Linked DNA regions of Homo sapiens: region 1 is linked to region 2. A link is a loop called in an ENCODE intact Hi-C map of the cell type or tissue named here. Cell type or tissue: PC-3. All regions are shown on one strand. Each heading gives the region's core, and the rest is flanking DNA. Links, peaks and the distances in the headings are about the cores only. Region 1 overlaps ITSN1 (intersectin 1). Region 2 overlaps ITSN1 (intersectin 1).

The links. Peaks named below come from ENCODE experiments on the same cell type or tissue, not always from the same donor. Only the 100,000 strongest peaks of a DNase experiment are listed, where the experiment ranks them.
Region 1: a loop joins it to region 2, with 9 times the contacts of the local background. A loop is called at or near these places in 3 of 110 quality-filtered maps.

Annotation. Positions count from the first base shown.
Region 1 is chr21:33,656,940-33,667,415 of GRCh38, reverse strand. All of the region lies in intron 1 of ITSN1 (intersectin 1), which reads right to left. Among named protein-coding and RNA genes, the nearest start is that of ITSN1, 20 kb to the right of the region's middle. RefSeq lists an enhancer at 10,146-10,476. In PC-3, for the core only: no CTCF peak of the experiment used is centred there; a DNase peak (open chromatin) is centred at 5,975.
Region 2 is chr21:33,795,671-33,806,146 of GRCh38, reverse strand. It overlaps ITSN1 (intersectin 1), which reads right to left. Exons shown (of 40, transcript NM_003024.3): 18 at 8,539-8,768; 19 at 6,218-6,339; 20 at 3,703-3,717. Among named protein-coding and RNA genes, the nearest start is that of ATP5PO, 110 kb to the left of the region's middle. RefSeq lists an enhancer at 3,984-4,485. In PC-3, for the core only: no CTCF peak of the experiment used is centred there; a DNase peak (open chromatin) is centred at 4,296; H3K4me3 peaks cover 639 bases; H3K27ac peaks cover 1,856 bases.

The DNA.
Region 1 (10,476 bases), core at 1,040-9,039, 140 kb after region 2:
AAGTAGTTCGTATATGCTTTTTCATTATTGGCACATACATTTTTTACCAAGACATTTTGTTCTCAAACTTTTTGGCCTCAGGACTCTTTTATACACTTAAAAATTATTGAGGATCACAAAGAGCTTACCTTAGAGAATTGTAAAAAAAAAACAAAAAAATCCAGACATATACAAGTACATAGACCATTAGCCAACAAAGAGACTACACCATCATATATTATAGAGCGTTTGGAAAACTACACTTTACACCTGTGGAGAAAAAGAGTTTAAAAAAAAAAAAAGCAAATAGGCTGGGTGTGGTGGCTTATGCTTACAAATTCTGTAATCTCAGAATTTGGGAGGCCGAGATGGGGGTGGATCACTTAAGCCCAGGAGTTCAAGATCAGCCTGGGCAACATGTGGCAAAACCCCATCTCTATGAAAAATAAAAAAACTAGCGGGCATGGTGGCATGTAAATGTAAAACAATGCCTCCCTGCAGTCCCAGTTGGGAGGCTGAGAGGCAGGAGGATCACTTGTGCCCAGAAGTCGAGGCTGCAGTGAGCTGTCATTGCACCACTGCACTGCAGGCTGGGGACAGAGCAAAGCCCCGTCTCTAAATAAATAAATAAATAAAAATTTGAAAAGCAAATAACTCTCAACAATTACTATGAAAATAACCTGAACCTGCAGACCCTTTGAAAAGGTCATAAGGAGCCCCAAGGGCTCCACAATACCCTTTGAGAATATCTGCACAAGGCAAAGACATACTTAAAACTCTCATGGCTTTCATTTTTCATCTTTTCTAGATTTACAAGAGAATAAAACAACTACGATATATTTCATTCAACTATATATAAAGTGCAAATGATCTTAGCCTAAAATTACAATAAAATGGTTTAAGAAAGTATTTTGGCAAAATTACAACTAAGGTAAACTTGGAAAAAACGTCATGTCGAAATATTTATTTTTTTTAAATTGCAGCATCATACAAATAACATAAAATTTACTGTTGAACTGATTTTAAAGTATGCAATTCAGTGACATCTCAGACAATCATGAAGTTGTGCAACCACCACCAGTATCTAGTTCCAGAACATTTTCATCACCCCAAATAGAAATCCTATGCTCTGCCCCAGCTACTCATCTGCTTTCTGTCTCCACAGATTTGCCTATTCTGGGTATTTCATATAAATGGAACCATACAGGCCAGGTGCAGTGGCTCAAACCTGTAATCCCAGCACTTTGGAAGTCCAAGGCAGGTGGATCACTTGAGGTCAGGAGTTCAAAACCAGCCTGACCAACATGGTGAAACCCTGTCTCTACTAAAAATGCAAAAGAATTAGCTGGGCACGACAGTGGGCACCTGTAATCCCAGCTACTCAGGAGGCTCAGGCACGAGAATAGCTTGAACCTGGGAGGCAGAGGTTGCAGTGAGCTGAGATCATGCCACTGCACTTCAGCCTGGGCAACAGAGCGAGACTCCCTCTCAAAAAAAAAAAAAAAGGAACCATACAGTATATTGCCTTCTTTCACTTAGCATGTTTTCAAGGTACATCTATGTTATACATGTTTTCATGTTTATTCTACATGCTTTCAAGGTACGTTTATACTGTACCATATATCATTCGTTTCTTTTTATAGCTGAATCATATCCCATTATATGAATATGCCACATTGTCCACTGATGCACAAAAGTTGATGGACATTTGGGTTGTTTCCACCTTTTGGCTATGGTAAATAATGCTGCTATGAATATTATGTACAAGTTTTTGTTTGAACACCTGTTTTCTTTTGGTATATAGCTAGGAATGGAATTGCTAAGCCATATAACTCTGTATCTATCTAATTGAGGAGCTGAAAAATTATTTTACACAGCTGTGGCACCATGCTACATTCACACCAGCAATATATGAGGATTCCAGTTTCTTCACATCCTTACCAATACTTGTTATTTTCCTTTTTAAAAAAAAATGATAGCCATACTAATGGTTGTAAAGTGGTATTCTCATAGTTTTGATTTCCATTTCCCTAATGACTAACAATTTTGAGCATCTATCTGTTCATGTACTGGTTGACCATTTGGATATCTTCTTTGGAAAAATGCCTACTCAGGTCTTTGCCCACTTTTTAATGACGTTATCTTGCATTATGTCTATTTTTTTCTTTTTTTTTGAGACAGAGTCTCATTCTGTCACCCAGGCTAGAGTGCAATGGTGCGGCCTTGGCTCACTGCAACCTCCACCTCCCAGGTTCAAGCGATTCTCCTGCCTCAGCCTCCCGAGTAGCTGGGATTACAAGCACCCGCCACCACGCCCAGCTAATTTTTGTATTTTTAGTAGACACGGGGTTTCACCATGTTGGCCAGGCTGGTCTCGAACTCCTGACCTCGTGATCCACCCACCTCGGCCTCCCAAAGTGCTGGGATTACAGTAGTGAGCCACTGCGCCTGGCCACGTTATGTCTAATTATTTTTTATAAGTAGATGAGAGCAATTTAAGCCTATCATGCATCTTTTCCTCTCATCTCTTCAAAGGTTAAAACAAATGGCGAAGCTTCCAGATGATGGAAAGAGCAACTGAGAAATTAAGAGAGGTCATATAATCAACTGGTAACAAAACTACATATAATAACTTCATTCGTATCTTAAATTATAAATTCCAGGCTTGGATCACAGGTGATAAGAATAATAACAATCATTTCTTATACAGTGTTTACTATTTAGTGAGGCACTGCGCTGTTTTAACATCCTCACAACAATCTTATGAGACAGGAACTGTGATCGACCTCATTCTACAGATGAGGAAACTGAGGCACAGAAAAGTTAAATAGCTTGCTTATGGTTACACAGCTAGTAACTGCTATGTGTCCCCACCAAATCTCAGGTTGAAATTTGGTCCCCACTGTGGCAGTGTAGGGAGGTGGGGCTTAGTGGGAGGTGTTTTCAGGTCATGGGGTGGATCCTTCATGAATAGATTAAGGCCCTCCCCAAGAGTGAGTGAGTTCTCACTCTTAGTTCTCACATGAGCTGGCTGTTAACAACCTGGCCCCTTCCCATCCCGCTCCTACTACCTCTCTCACCATGTGACCTCTGCACTCTCTAGCTCCCCTTAGCACAGCAGCGGCACCAAGCTACATTCACACCAACAATGTATGAGGATTCCAGTTTCTTCACATCCACATCACATTCAGGAGTCCACACTGAGTGAAAGCAACCTGAGGACCTCACCGGATGCTCTAACTTGACCTTCCTAGCCATCAGAATTGTGAGCCAAATAAACCTTTTTCTTTATAAATTACCCAGCCTCAGATATTCTATTACAGCAACACGAAGTGGGCTAAGACAGTAGCTGAGCAGCTTGGCTCCAGAATCCCTTGGCTATGCTGCCTGCCTCTCAACCTTGTCCAGCTGCCTCACTGAGGACTTTTTAGGAAAATGCTAGTAGCTACATAGCTGATGGGTCACTTTCAAGTTCCAACCCCCACTGTCTACAAAATCTTTTAAATAACTCTTGGTTTTAGAATTTAATCATCAGAGGCCGGGTGTGGTGGCTCACGCCCGTAATCCTAGCACTTTGGGAGGCCGAGGTGGGCGGATCACCTGACGTCAGGAGTTCGAGACCAGCCTCAACACGGAGAAACCCCGTCTCTACTAAAAATACAAAAAATTAGCCAGGCGTGGTGATGCATGCCTGCAATCCCAGCTACTCGGGAGGCTGAGGCAGGAGAATTGCTTGAACCTGGGAGGTGGAGGTTGCGGTAAGCCGAGATCGTGCCATTGCACTCCAGCCTGGGCAACAACAGCAAAACTCCATCTCAAAAAAAAAAAGAATTTAATCACCAGGTTAGGTATGTCACAAAGAAGTAAGCCCAAAATCAGATGGGTGAATGTCATTTTATCATCCTGATTCAGATCTCTTCCAACATTTTGAACCTGCAAAACAATATTCAGGATATTCTGACTCAATGGTCTATTACGAAGAGCATCTGGATTACATTTTGACTGCAATCATAAAAGGTTACAGTTGCCAGCAAAGCTATGCCTAACGGCCCATCTAACTAAAGCTTATAATTTACAGTATAATTTTATAACAGTTAATGGCTTTGTAAGCTAAATCTAAAAAATAGATCTTATAAGAAATCTAAAAGGTAATATATCTCATAATAAAACCAGTATGAATATAATGCTAGAGTTTACATATTTCATTTCTGAGCAGTAATTACAGGCATAACTTCCTGGTATATCCAGCAATTACTATAACTGCCTGAAGAGTTATGAGACATTAGAATTTGAGGGAACTTCAGTATATATCCAAAACAGTGCTCAATAAATAATTCCTGCTCCTTCTAGGCAAGGTAGACTAATGCCTGAGATGTGTCTATACTGATGAAAGCTCATTTATACCAAATCTTGTTTTATAATGTTATAATACTATTATTTATGTGGTAAGTCAATGATTTTTTATTTAAGTTCAGCTACTCACTATGCCATTTATATTTTCATTACACAAATGGCAGCAAATTCGAGGTCCTCATCTGTAACACAAGGATCTTGTCATCTAGTTCACAAAATTGTGAAAAACAAATTTTAGATGGCATATGTGAAAGACCTGCAGAATCCCTGAAACATGAAGGGTACTCAGTACTCATCCTGTGTACGTGCAGAAACATGTGTGACATGAGGGGCAGTGTGGGTCAGATAATACCAGAAGTCCTTCTAAAGCACATTTTATATGAGCTGAGCACAACTCCAACCTGTCCTTTATCTAAAGGCCATTTAACTGATGAACTTGGCAGCATAAAACCCAGTACCTAGATAATACCAAGAAACCTTCCTGATTAGGAAAATGGGTATCATTCAAATAACTGTTAAAGGAAATCAGTTTTTTCCCTGGGCTAGACCTAACTATAATACCATTTCTGACAGAACAGAAGACCCCAAAAAAGGCAATACCCCATCACCTATTTGCTCAAATGTTTCATTTAATTAGGTATAAGAAGGTTCAAAATGAAAAATATTAGTATAAATTAAGTTTAAGTCACAAGAGGGATGTAAAATGCTTTCCTGTTATGATGGGATTTGTAAATTCGGAACTTTAAATCAGAGGTCCCTAGAAAATAGATGGAAAGAGGTAGAGCCAAAAGTTCAGTGCTGGAAATCAAAGGGAAAATGACTCATAGCTGCGGCAGGTACGGGTATTTTCACTTCAGTAACACCCAGTTAGGCCTAAAGGATAAGGGACAGATAGGGGGAGGCAGAAGGGAAATAAACTGTAAAGCTAAAGTGACAAAAGAACATTCTATGGTGAGATCCAGATGGAAGAGAAATAGAAGAGGAAAAGGGGAAGGTCAACAGGGATACAGCATAATGCACTCTAAACTGTGAGTGAAGGTTTAGATTTTATCCTACAAGGCAGCAATTCTCTTGTGGTCTGTGGATCCCTGGGAGTCCTAAGACCCTTTCATGGGGGTTCAGATGGTCAAAATTCTTACGTGTATTAGTTCATTTTCACCGAGACTGGGTAATTTATAAAGAAAAAGAGGTTTAATGGACTCACAGTTACAGGTGGCTGGGGAGGCCTCATAATCATGGTGGAAGGCAAAAGGTATGTCTCACATGGCGGTCACAAGAGAGAAATGAGAGCCAAATGAAAGGGGAAACCCCTTAGAAAACCATCAGATCTCCTAAGACTCACTCACTACCACAAGAACAGTATGGGGGAACTGCCCCCATGATTCAGTTATCTCCCATCAGGTCCCTCCCATAACGCATGGGAATTATGGGAGCTACATTTCAAGATGAGATTTGGGTGGGGACACAGCCAAACCATATCATCATGATGGTACTCAGGCAAGACCTGCTCTTTTCACTGTGATTTTATTTACACTGATACAAAAACAATGGTGGGTAAAACTGCTCCCACCTTAGCAGTGGCACCAAACTGTACCAGTGTGGTCACTGGATTCTTCACTGCCAAACACTCACATAAAAAAAAAAAAGTCAGTTTTACAACAGGATGTCTTTGATGAATCATGAAAAATTATTACTTTATTAAATCTCAGCCCTTGAGTACACATGCTTAATGCTTGTATGACTAGATACTCAAAGCATTTATGTGCTACACCAAACAACAATGTCCAAGAAAATCACTGTGCAATCATTTGAGTTGTGAGCTAAACTAGCCATTTTTTTTTTACAGGAACTCGATTTTTATTTGGCAAAACAACAACCAAAAAAAACTATGATTATTCAGATTTGGGTATCTGGCACAGTTTCTCAAAAATAAAGCAAGCCTGATGCTGCAAGAAAAACAACTGACAGTACTTGCTGTTCATGATAAAATTTGAATTTGGGGTGAAAATTAGAATTTTGGAAAACTTGTATCTGCCATTATGAGCTAGACTGCTTCTCAACATTTAAAGAATTTTCTAATAAGATGGGTGGTGATAACAAACACGATTTTGTGATATTGTTTAATGAAATGTGTCAACATTTGTAAGATTTACATAACTCAGTGACCCAGTATTTTCCAAATGACCAATACATGATGTTGTATGTATTGGTCAAATCAAACAGGGGTAAAATAGCCATTCAAAGTATAGGATGGATCAACAGATTTTATTGTAACAGAGGATAAAAAGTTCACTTATATGACTTCAGATTCTACACTGCAACCAATCCTTAAGAAACTACCCAGTGTCAAGTTTTGGTACAGTATCACAAAATAACCACAATTTTCTGGAAATGCCACTAAAAGACTCCTGTTCTTTCCAACTACATATCTGTATAAGGCCAGATTTTCTTCAACTATTTCAACCAAAACAACGTTTCACAACAAACTGACTACAGGAGCAGTTATGGAATTCAGCCATCTTTTTATTCAGTGAGGCATGAAAGAGATCTGCAAAAAATGTAAAACAAGGCCACTTTTCACTAAATTTTTTTGTTTTGTGAACAGTTTTCATAAAAATGTTATTTATGTTAACATGTAATAGGTTTATTACAGCTATTTTAAGTGTAAATTTCTTGGTTTTAATTTCTAATCTGGCAGACAATGATAAGACAAAAATCCACATGAAGAAAAGTTCCTTGGGGACCTCAATCACTTAAGAGGACACAAGGGTTTTGATACCAAAAGGCTTGAGGTCCACCACCTTAGGAGATAAAAGCACGGGGAAAGATCTTATTGTGGGAGCAGCACATAACAAAGATTATTTTGGCAACATGTGAGTGTAAAATGAAGTGGAACAGAGAAGCCAGACGAGTCAGGAAGCAGCAACCATTAAGAGCAAAGTAGTAAAGTGAAAAAATATATAAAGGCCTGGACTAAGACCAGAGCAGTGGGGCTAGAAAGGGTGAATTCAAACGACCTTTCAGAGGCTGAATTGACAGAATCAAGCCACCGACTTCAGCATCAGATAGAATCCAGGCTGGGTGCAGTGGCTCACACCTCTAATCCCAGCACTTTGGGAGGCTGAGGTGGGAGGGCTGCTTGAGCCTAGGAGTTTGAGACCAGTGAGATCCCATCTCTACAAAAATTTTTTTTTAAATTAGCCAGGTGTGGTGGTGTACAACTGTGGTCCTAGCCACTCGGGAGGCTGAGGTGAGAGGATTGCCTGAGCCTGGGAGGTTGAGGCTGCAGTTAGCCATGATCAATGATCATCTCACTGCACTCCAGCCTGGGTGACACAGCAAGATTTTATCTCAAAAAAAAAAAAAAAAAAAAAAAAAGTACAGGCTGCTGACTTAGTCCATGAATAGCTTACAAAGCTAAATTATAATTGCTTGTTCACCTATCTAGCTTAAGGGCAGGTACTAAGTCTATACTGTGTATAGACACAGTATTCAAAAATACTATAGGCAGACTGAGTTCTAAAAAATGTTCTCCAACACTAACTGGGTGTCCTACCATTCATTTCAATTCTGACACTACCGGAGTTAGTGCAGACTCCCCAAATCAAGGGCTTGGTCCCATAAGACTTCCCCACTTCAGATGCCAGCCTCAAGTCTTGCACTTCTGCCAGGCTGACTACAAATTTAGGGGTTCCCCTAACTCCACTTCAAGTTAAGTAATTGACTAGAACAACTCACCGAACATGGAAAAGCTCTGTGCAACTCAGGAACAGCCAAATGGAAGAGACTCACTGCACAAAGCATGGGGGAGAGGAAGTACAGAGCTTCCATGCCCTCTCCTCCTCTGTGCAATATAGGCACTCACCTTTCTGCACATCATGGGTTCACCAACCCAGCTCTCCGAACCTCACAGTTCCAGGGCTTTCGTTTGCAATTTCATTGCATAGGCATGATTAAGTAGATCACTGACCACGTGACTGAACTCAATTTCCAGTCCCTCTCTCTTCCCTGGAGCTGGTGGTGGCGGAGGGCTGAAAGTTCCAACCCTCCAATCCTGCAGTTTCCTGACTGCTTCCTCCGGACCACCCCCAATTCTGAGGGTGTCCAGCCCCTCATCCCCAGGAGCCAGTTCATTAGCATGAACTCAGATAAGATCCAAAAGGACTCATTATGAATAAGAAGACACTCCCACCACTCAGGAAATTCCAAAGATTTTGGAAGCTATGTGCTAGGAATCAGGAACAAAATGATATAAAATTATACCACAGACTATCTGACACACAGTAAGTAATCAATAAATAACTGCTGAAACAATGAACAAAAGGATAGATAATAGTATCATTCACCAAGATGGGATATACAGACAGAGGAAGAGGTTGGTCAGAAGAAAGGTGGCAGGTGAGCAATGCTCTAGATGTATTGAAGTTTTAAGCGCCCAATGGATCCAGTAGGTACAGTCATGCAGCCAGTAACATTTGAGTCAATGATGAACTGCACATACAATCGTGGTCCCGTAAGATTGTAACAGCATATTTTTACCGTGCCTTTTCTATGTTTAGATATGTCTCGATACACAAATACCACTGTAAATACTTGTGTTACAGCTGCCTACAGTATTCAGTATAGTAACAGGCTGTAGGGGTTTGTAACCAAGGAGCAAAATAGGCTATACATATAACCTAGGTGTATAGTAGGCTATACCACCTCGGTTTGTATAAGTAGTTGACCCTTGAATAACATGAGTTTTAACTGTGTGGGTCCACTCATATTCAGATTTTCTTCTACCTTTGTCACCCCTGAGACAGTAAGACCAACCCTTCTTCCTCCTCCTCAGCCTACTCAACGTGAAGACAATGAGGATGAAGAATGTTATGATGACCCACTTCCACTTAATGAATAGTAAATATATTTTATCTTCCTTATAATTTTCTTAATACTATTTTCCTTTCTCTAGTTTATTGTAAGAATAGAATATATCATACATATAGCATACAAAGTATGCGTTCATGGACTATGTTATCAGTAAGGCTTCTGGTCAACAATAGGTCATTAGTAGTTACGTTTTGGGGGAGTCAAAAAGGTTATATGATTTTTTTTAAAAACAGAATCTGGCTCTGTCGCTCAGGCTGGAGTGCACTGGCACAACCACAGGTCACTGTAACCTCAAATTCCTGGGCTCAAGCAATCCTCCTGCCTCAGCCTCCCTAGTAGCTGGGACTACAAGAGTACACCACCATGCCCAGCTGATTTTTAAAATTTTTGTAGAGATGGGAGTCTCACTTTGTTGCTTGGATGGTCTCAAACTCCTGGTCTCGAGCAACCTTCTCACTTTGGCCTCCCAAAGTGCTGGGATTACAGGCAAGGGCCACGGAGCCCTGCTTATATGTGGATTTGCCTGTGTTGGGGACCAACACCCCTAATCCCTCCCTTGTTCAAAGGTCAACCATACACTTTATGATGTTTGCACAAAGACAAAATCACCTATCAGAACATCATCATTACACGATGCAGGGTTAGAAAAAAAGACACCGCTCCAGGTACAGACAGATAAATACAGTGAAAATGACTGCCGTGGAAGACCAGTGAAATGTCAAAAGAGGGTATGAAAAGCCCTGGCGACAGCAACATTTTAAGGATAAGAAGCCCTCAAAGGGAATTGGGAAGTCCTAAATGTAACAGAGCAACAGGGCAAGGAAATAGCTGAAATGACCCATGCTGAGGTCACAGCTGCTTATGGAAAGAAATGAAACTAAGAGGAAACTGACAATCAGAGATAAAAGGAGAAGGTCAAGAAAGCTTCTGCAGAAAACCAAATACCGCATGTTCTCACTTACAAGTAGGAACTAAACACTGGGTACACACTGACACAAAATTAAGAACAATAAACACTGGGGATTCCAAAACGGGGGCAGGGGTTGAAAACCTACCTATCTGGTGCTATGTTCACTACTTGGGCAACTGGTTCATTAGAAGCCCAAACCTCAGCATCATGCAATAAACCTACATAGCAAACCTGTGCATGTACCCTCTGAATCTAAAAATTAAAATAAAAAAATTAAAAAAGGCCGGACATGGTGGCTCACGCCTGTAATCCCAGCACTTTGGGAGGCTGAGGCAGGTGGATCACCTGAGGTCAGGAGTTCG
Region 2 (10,476 bases), core at 1,153-9,152:
CTCCGCCTCCCGGGTTCATGCCATTCTCCTGCCTCAGCCTCCCGAGTAGCTGGGACTACAGGCGCCCGCCACTATGCCCGGCTAATTTTTTTTTTTTTTGTATTTTTAGTAGAGACGGGGTTTCACCGTGTTAGCCAGGATGGTCTCAATCTCCTGACCTTGTGATCCGCCCACATCGGCCTCCCAAAGTGCTGGGATTACAGGCGTGAGCCACCGCGCCCGGCCTTAAAACTCTTTCTGAGGTCAGGAGATTGAGACCATCCTGGCTAACACGGTGAAACCCCATCTCTACTAAAAATACAAAAAAATTAGCCGGGCGTGGTGGCGGGTGCCTGTAGTCCTAGCTACTCGGGAGGCTGAGGCAGGAGAATGGCGTGAACCCGGGAGGCGGAGCTTGCAGGGAACCGAGATCGCGCCACTGCACTCCAGCCTGGGCGACAGAGAGAGACTCCGTCTCAAAAACAAAAAATAAACAAACAAAAAAACTCTTTCTAAAGCTCCAACCTGGAGGCTGGCAAATTTCACCTCTGTTGCAACTACTCAAATCCGCCACTGTAGCACACAATATGTGAATGAAGGAGCCTGGCTGTGTTCCAATAAAACTTTATTATAAAACAGGCAGTGATTGGGCCAGATTTGAGCCAACCCTGTAATCGTGTATACTGGTCCCTCAAAACTGCAGTGATATTATGGCCAGTTGTTACTAAATGAGATACTTTCTGATGTTTAATCTATGGAAATCTATGGAAGGTAGAGGAAAAAGGTATTGTTGGCTACATTTAAAAAAATGTCTGTCAGGAGAAGAAAAGGAAAAGAATGAGTTAAAAATTGTTATAAGAGTAACACTAAGACAAACAATTTCCAGAATGAACTGACTGGCTAATGACTGATAACTACTAAAGAAGTCCATTCTTCTTTGGATATTTTTAAGAGGATATTTTCTAGAAATGATTTAGGATTAGTCCTGACGTGAAAAAGAGATTAGGTTAGATCAGCGGTTCCTGAAATTGACTACCTAACAGAACCACCTGGTCAGACTTCTGAAGGCTGTATATGCAGTAGAGTTCTCAGAATCTCTGGGGATGAGCCCTGGCATGGTTATTTTTTGGAAGCTCCCTCAGCAATCTGGATGCATTCAGGCCTGTACCAGTCCAAGGATAAGCATTTAAACCAAGCTTGTCCAACCCGCAACCCACTGGCTGCATGTGGCCCAGGACAGCTTTTAATGAGGCCCAACACAAATTCGTAAGCTTTCTTAAAACATTATGAGTTTTTTTTGCAAGCTTTTTTTTGAAGTTCATCAGCTATTATTAGTGTTAGTGTATTTTATGTGCAGCCTAAGACAATTCTTGCAATGTGGCCCATGAAAGCCAAAAGATTGTACTGATTTAGACACTCAGCCTGTGTTCTCAAGATAAACTTCAACAAAACAGCAGTGAGCATAGGTCTTCTCATTTCTTATGTTCTACTAACATGTTACGGATGTCAAATTTGATTTAATTCACCCTCCAAGTATTGGGAGTTCCAGATCAAGAGAGGCCATGTATTTTCTACGCATCTAAGCCTTAGCCATCAAGGTCAGACTCAATTGAAAGCATTTGGTCTTCCCTGAGCACATCACTTTACACTGATTCCTCTCCTCTTTTAAATTCCTAGCAGAGTTAGTGAATGTTTATTGAGAACTTCATCACATGTTGGCCTTTTCATGTGTTTCTCTAGATTTTTCTAAAAAGATTTTAAACATATGAATGGCAGACTTGATAATTTTCTATTATCTACAGTGCTGAGAATAGTGCTATATACAAGGTACCACATTAAATTTTTGTTAAACATGAAAAATTATAGTTTTGGATAAAACCAGGCTAAGTTTTTCTAAAAACAAAATATTTTTAAGGCTAAGACTGCCTACATTAAAAAACACTGTCACAATGTTAGACTTCTAAAAATCGAACATATTATAGTAAGCTATGTCCCAAAGACGTTTGAGGAATCTGAGAATCTGATGACTGTGCCCACAAAAGTATAAGTGAACCCCGGATTTTTCAACCTAGGGAGACTGACAGTAATGTTGTACTACATGTCTCATGCTCATCATTTGTTAACTGCAAAATTCATGAAATTAAAAAAATACAAACCTGTTGCTATTAGATGTCAATATCTATCTTTTTGCATTGACTGTTATCCTCACAAAGATAACACAGCTGAATGGCACCTGGAGTATCACAATGCATTTTGTAGTACAAAATCGAAACACTGCTGTCCCTTCTGCAAGCCAACGAATTATGCCTAGTAGTACATTCTACATTTCATTACATATTTGGGAGGTCTGAGATATAATAAACATTATTACAGTCCTGAGTAGATACTCTCTAATATACTTGTCCTTGAATTTATTTTGTTTTATTAAAAATTACAAATTAGATACATTTATAAAAATGAAAATAACATAGAAGTCTATAAAATTCAACACGAAAGCCCCTTCTTTACTGCCCAGTGGTAACCATTGTTAACAGTTTGATATATATATTTCAAAACTGTTAACTATACATAAACACATGAATACATATATAGTTTTATTTCGAACCAAAATGCAATTATGCTGCACATATTCTGCTTTTTTGATGGAAATCTTATGTGTATATGTGATCTACATAAGTTTTAATCTTCATTGTATTTTTTAGCTGTATCATAATTTATTTAAGCCATCCCTTTACTGATGGACATTGGGCTGTTTATTTGCTTTTACCAACACCACTGCAGTGAACATCCATGTACACACATATTTGTGCATGTGCCCAAAAGAGGAAGGAGAAGAATGAGAGGAAGGAGAAAAATAGAATTTCTGGGGCAGAGGGAACGAGAATTTTAAATCTAAACAGGCACTGCCAAATTGCCTTCCAAATCGCTTAACCAATTTATACAACCATGCTAACAATGTATATTATATCCACTGTCCTATACTCTTGACAAAGCTGGATATTACCAGACTTTTAAACTTGCTCATTTGACAGAGGAACAATGCTATTTTGTTTTATAACTTGCATTTTTCTGATCACCCAAGAAGCTAAGCATCTTTTCATGTATTTTTTAAATAACTGACTTTTTACTTCATCTGTGAATGTCCCTTCCCACCCTCTGCCAATTGTTTAAGGCTTGTGGGTGTCTTTCAAAGTGAACTGTTCGGAATCTTTATGTAACAGGGGTAACCCTTTATGTAACCCTTGGTCTCATATATTTTGAAACATAGACATTTTAATTTTTGCATATTGTTGACTGTCCATTTTTGCCTCTTAACGACTTCTGGTTTTTATAGCTTCAAAAGGCCTTTCTTAGCCAGAAAATTATTCCAATAGTCTGCTTAAAAAAATTTTTTTCCCAGAATTTTATCTTTTATGTTTAATCTACTTGGAACTCCTTTTTGTCTATGGCCTGAGATGGAGACTTGACCTAATCCCTTGCCAAACACAGAGCATTCAAGTTAGTCCTTAAAAGGAATCTAACAAAAAGAAACCCAGTACACAAACTGAGAAGACTTACGACTTACTTTTTTTTTAAAAAGCACAACCTACTACACAGACTCAAACACATTTTTACTGCCGCAACAACACCCAGAGATACGTGTACTTACACAGAATTCAAGTGACTTAAAAGGACAAAACATTGAATAAGATGCAGACTTCCTGACAGTTAGGCAACACTTACCCATTCCCCTTTAACCTCCACCAGGAAAGCAAAGGTTTGAAAGCAAGGCAAAATATATGTTTAATGACATGCTTTATTCTTACAGCATATCTAAACTCTACGCATCTCATCAAGCTGGTGGTTAACTAGCCAATTCGAGGAAAAGGTTTCAACAGGCCTAGGATTACAAGTGAAGCCCAGATATGTTCCCGAAAAAGAGCAACACTTTCTCATTAAGATACAGATCACCTGCAACATTTCCTCATCATCACATTTCATAACATTCCCTTACTTTAGGATGAGAGCGAGCTGCTTCTCTGCACCTTGTGTTGCAACAAAATCCAGTTTCAAAAATATTAGGCTGGTTTGTTTAACATTAAAAAAAAAATTGTAATGAGGTCCTCACTGATGTGACATTGTATTTTCAGAAATTTTAGATTCCTATTATATGGTGTTTACATATTTTACAATTAATCTGCTTTACAGGATACACTACTTCAAATATGAGGCAGTATGAGTAAAGTAGCTTCAGGCTATCAGAAACCACGGTGTAGGAAACAGCAGGTGGTGAAGTCAGAGGAAAGCTGACAGAAACACACCCCGCTGGCTCAAGTTACCATTTGTGTGTACAGAGTGGCATGCCCAAACCAACAGTTCTTTCTGTAAAGGATGAGTAAGGCTGGCACCCAGCATGTTTCAGTCAATAACTGTGTGCTGAATGAAGCCATGGAGTATACTTGAAGAGGTTTTTGCTACTGTTAAGGTGATTTTAACTTTTAAAGATCTGGAGCCTGGGCAACATAGGGAGACTCTGTCTCTACAAAATGTAAAAAAATAAAAATTAGCTCGGTGTGGTGGCACACGCCTCTGAGCTACTCAGGAGGCTGAGGCAGGAGGATCACTTGAGCCTGGGAGGTGGAAACTGCAGTGAGCCAAGATCATGCCACTGCACTCTGGCCTAGGTGACAGAGTGAGACCCTGTCTCAAAAAAAAGAAAAAATAATTTGGGATGTTTGGCCTTGCTTCTTCTAGCCCATGGTAATTACAGAGAAAGCAGCTATTAGGAAAAAAGGGGACACAGGAATTCATTTCTCTAAGTGCCAAACATATTGTTATTTCTAGGTATTTTAGCCTATTAAAGATCCACAGATATGATGTGTATATGGCAAGATGAATGCATGAGTAATAGTAAAATCACCTGTACACCACCCTTTATACTTCAAAGACATACAGTCCTTGGGTAAGAAACATGTTTGTTTCAATTGTTAACTTTCACAGTTCTTTACAAATTCTAGGCCAGGCATGGTGGCTCATGCCTGTAATTTCAGCACTTTGGGAGGCTGACCTGGGAGGATCGTTTGAGCCCAGGCAATTCAAGACCAGCCTGGGCAACACGGAGAAACCCTATCTCTATAAAAATTACAAAAATTAGCTGGGCATGGTGGTGCACGCCTGTGGTTCCAGCTAGTTGGGAGGATGAGGTGGGAGAATCGCTTTGCTTGAGCCCGGGAGGCAGAGGTTGCAGGGAGGCAGAGGTTGCAGGGAGGCAGAGGTTGCAGGGAGGCAGAGGTTGCAGTGAGCCAATATCACACCACTGCACTCCAGCCTGGGCAACAGAGTGAGAACTTGTGTCAACCACAACAAAAAAAAAATCTAAATTATCTTTAAAAAAAAAAAAAATGTTAAGAGTAATGCAGAGTTGACTACTTCTAAGACTCTAAAGAGAGTAACTAGAACAAGGAACTACTATTTTCTTTTAGAAAATGATTTAGATCAACCATGTCTGATTTTCTTTCTTAAACTGGTTCCTATAGTTTTAGTCACATCATAAAATGATTATTAGTTCAAGGAAAGAAACAATAACAAAGCAAAATTCTAAACTATTTTCTGTTACAAAGTAGGAAAGCAGATTAACTGTATAATTCATTACTCTTTTTACATAATTAAAAGTTCACATAATTAAAGGGAAAAAAGATGCTTTGATGCAAAGATACAAAAGTTATTGCAATTATGAGAATGATTTGATAGAGTGTTTTGCACTTATAACTATTTCTTAAAGACTCCTGGCCTCCTTCCACCTTGGAGGATCCTTTTGTGTGTGTATATATATGTGTACATATATACACACACGCACACTAGTATATATTATACATACACATATATATACACACGCACACTAGTATATATATTGTCTATACATCATATATAAAATATATGTATTACATATATATGTATACTCATAGTATATAAGTAGTAATCTAAACTCTGAAATTATCAGACATTTATAGATTTAAAAATAAGAACACACTGTCTTTATCAACTCAATTTTAAAATGATGTTAGGATACATTTTTTTAAATGCCATCTTTCATTTTAATAGAAAAGAAAGAAGATTGAGCTTATACTTTAAAAATCTAGATGCTGGATTATTGGGTTTCATACTCACTGACAATCTCACAATTGTTGAATAAAGTGAAAAAAAGAGGACAGAGGCTAATCTTCAACAGAAATGACCCTCTCACTGGAGTCTTTCTTACCATGACTATGTCTCCTGGCTGGATAGTGATTTCATCATGGCTTCTGGATTCAAAGGGGTACAGTGCCCGGTAATACACCACTTTTACATTTTCCTGTGCAGAAATGGTAAGTGGACCTTTTTCTGTTTACAAAAAAAGGTGGGGGGGACAAAAATAAATAATTACAGAGAACACAAATGTATGACAACAAGCCAAACAACTAACCTCTCCTCTATTGCCTATCTTAACCTCTGAACTATTTCCCTCCATTCAAGGAATTTCTGAAACACATACTGAATGCCAAAGCACAGCCAAATCTGACGTCAGCAACAAAAACCCATGAGAGAGTTCATTAGTGACTCTCTCTAAACAAAGGTCACTCCAAGCCTGGGTGCGGCGAGGCTGCCTAAAGGTCCCTTGTCTCTGCCTCTTTCCTTGGGCTCCAGCAGTGCAGATCTGTAAAGCATCAATACCCGCCCTCCTCCCTACCCAGTGTGTTGAGTACAATGTAGCAGTTAGGATATGACCCAAAGTCTGAATCAGCCAAGGAGTCAACTTGTTTGGGAGGGAACAGAGGCACCAGTTTCCATACTGAAACATGAAAATGCAGATGTTTTAGGCTCTTTAACCTGGTCATATAAAAACTAAGTGCTGATTTTGGTTATACTGATAATCCCCGATGAAGACACTCTTCCTCTACATTTCTTTGGGAAATAATTAGCCTAAGGATGAAACCTAGATGAAAATAATTTAGATTTTACATGAAATAAAATGTTTAAAAATGCACATGAGCGGAGGATATTTTGGATTCTGGTTAGCAAAAACTAGTAACAGACCTTTGGGCATTTTTACTCAAGAGCTACAAGTATTTTGACATATACCTATCTTATCTGAAAAGCAACGAGGGGGAAGTATTATCTCCACATGATTTTGAACTGTATGACATGCAAGATTTCCTACTGACTGAAGGGGAAAAATAAATCCTCATCTTATACTAGGAGGACGCATGAAGAACTTAAACTAACTTCCTAAGATCAATGGTGAAATTATTTTCAGATTAAAAAAAAAACTATCAAAAAATTAATTTGCCCCTCCTATGACATGGTTGCTACTCTGTAGGTCTGATGACCTGCCAGTCTTTCCCCTGGACTGCATGCATCTGAAGGCAGGTAGGTGCCTAATGCAACTCCATACCTCACGCCCATCTCTGCCCACTATGTAGCTGGGGACCAGTAAACCTTTACAGAATAGCTTGAAAGTGTTTTTTCTTTCTTTTCTTTCTGTATACTGAAGCACTAAAGAAGCACATGGATGACCAAGCAAAACTGGTATAATTTACCACACAAAGAAAAAGCAATGACTTGCTTCCACTGAACATTATTTGCAAAACTGTACAATCACACAACCACACAAGAATCTTAAATACATTCTAGCTCACATCAGATATTATAAAGGATAGCTTTTTCTAGCTATTCCGATTAGATTGGTCTTTCATTTATCTTTTTGTTCAGTCTTTCATTTATCCCTTTTTTAAAAAAAAAAGGCAAATTAGGCTAGGCATGGTGGCTCATGCTTGTAATTTCAGTACTCTGAAAGGCCAAGGTGGGAGGATCGCCTGAGGCCAGGAGTTCAAGACCAACCTGGACAACAAAGTGAGACCCCCCATCTCTACAAAAAAAAAAAAAATTAGCTGGGCATGGTGGTGCATGCCTATAGTCTCAGCTCCTTGAGAGGCTAAGACAGGAGGATTGCTTGAACCCAAGAGTTTGAAGCTGCATTTAACTATGAGTGTGCCACTGCACTCTAGCCTAGGCGACAGAGTGAGACACTGTCTCAAAGAAAAAAGAAAAGGAAAGAGAAGAAAGAAAAGAGAAGTAAAGAAAAGGCAAATTATGCTTTTACATTTTTCAAAAAGTAAAAGCAGTTTTATGCAATGCAGACCGAAGACAGCGAATGCCCCATCAGTGGAGGCAAGGGTGAAAGGTGCCACTTTCTGTTGCAGAAACAGCTCAGAAATTCCAGGGAGGGAAATAACAAACCAGAGAAACAGCAGGTTCTTTTGCAGCATATAAGACCACTGGAACTTCACGCCACTTGTTAGCTCCGTAGAGGACTCGTGGATGCCAGTGTAACGTGGGCCAGAGGCTGGCATGGTGGTGGGAGAATTACACAGATCTCAAATGACCCTGGGGAAAGAAGAGCTGGCCATGCTCAAAATAAGAGACTGACGTTCTCATCTGTTAATGTAGCCAAGACAGGTACTGATGAGATAGGGGCATTTTTCAGGAGGCTCTGGGAGAGAAGATGACTTATTTTCTATAATTATTTTTGGCTTCTAATACCTGCAGTGGACCAGGGTGCCTGGACAGCTGGCTTAGCTGGTTCTTGGTGTTGATGGAAAAGCCGACCCAGCTTGTCTTGTGCTTCCTGTTTGCCTTTTTCCTCGCCATCCTTCTTTTTGACACTCTCCTCCCTTTTCAGTTTTTCCTCTTCGTGGAGTTTTCTTGGTCTCTGATGCTCGTCCTCCTGCTGCACATGCTCCAGCCACTGCTTGTCCCTTTCCTGAGCTCGTCTGCCAACAAACACGCTTGATTACAGCAAGAAAGCAACTCTAAGTTAACACTACTGTTGCCTCTTTTCACAAAAAAAGCTCCATCCAGTAAATGGGATGGGAACATCAAGGGAACATTGTTGTTCAGATGGGGCAACTGAATCAGGGCTCCAGTTCTGAATGAGAAGAAATCACATGATTTAGGAAAACACAGAAAATTTCTGATGTATTTTACAAAGTGGTTACAAGAATAAGAAAAATACTTCTTAATAATAAAGCTGGTATTAAACTGACAAAACAAACAAACAAAGCCATAAAACACAGAGAACATAACTTCTATAAAAATAAAATACACCCAACACTGTAAAAATTTCCCCCCAGCAAAGGGAACAACACATTTACATGCACACACATTGCTCCCCAAACCTGAAGTTGAAAGCAAGGGATTGTTTTATTGACTTCAACTACTTTGATTTTGTTTTTCAAAGTAGCTACCACAAATAGATAATTGTAATTAAATCTAGGCCTTGAAATTTTTGATGGCCTCAACCTGAAACCCACAGTAAAAGACTGAGAATGATTTTTCTCATTCCATAATACTTTATAAAGTCAGAAAATACTTTAAATGAAACTAATATGTAATAACAAATGACATAATAATAACTAGCTCCCCATATATTAACTCCTTTAAACTGCGAATCAGGTTGGTAGTCCTAGTATTACTCCTATTTTACAAATGAGGAAGCTGGGGCAGAGATATTAAATGACTTGTCCACGTCACACAGCCATACATGCATGGGCTTCAATCCCAGGCAGCCTGGTCCCAGAGTCTCCACCCTGAACTGCCATCCTGTGACATGGCTAACGCACACAGGTCATCGGCTAGAATTAGGAATCTGCCACGGGAACATAATTGAAACAAATTATACTTTTATTCTCCATTGTCAAAAAATTACATTTATTTCTACTCTGTATGAATGTGATATTTTAATGCAGAAGTCTTTAAACTTAAATCTTAAACATTTTATTTACAATTTTTAAAATGTCTTTTAAGAAAGTATAAAAACATTTTTTGGAGGGGTAAGGATATGGTTATTCATGACAACAAAAAAACCATAATAAAAACAGTGGCCAGGCGCGGTGGCTCATGCCTGTAATCCCAGCACTTTGGGAGGCTGAGGAGGGCAGATCACGAGGTCAGGAGTTCTAGACCAGCCAGGAGTTCTAGACCAACATGGTGAAACCCCATCTCTACTAATAATATAAAAATTAGCTGGGCGTGGTAGCACACACCTGTAGTCCCAGCTACTTGGGAAGCTGAGGCAGGAGAGTCGGTTGAACCTGGGAGGCGGAGGTTGCAGTGAGCCGAGATCGTGCCACTGCACTCCAGCCTGGGTGACAGAGCGAGACTCCGTCTCAAAAAATAAAAAATTAAAAAAAAAAAAAAAAGAATTACTTTATATTTTCTACCAATGAAGGTCACCATATATACTGTATAACCATCTAATTTCTGACGTTAATTTGCAGTTTTTATCTATATAATTGGAATACATATTCCATATTATATTTTTATGCTATTTTCTGTATTATGCTATTTTATGTATTTTTCTGTATTTTATGTTTATTTCTACACTGTAGGAATTTAACAGTTCAGTGTGGTATAGTGTGAATAATAAAAGCATTTTATAAACTCTGGGGGTAAGAAAAGGATGGAGTTAATCAACATCCA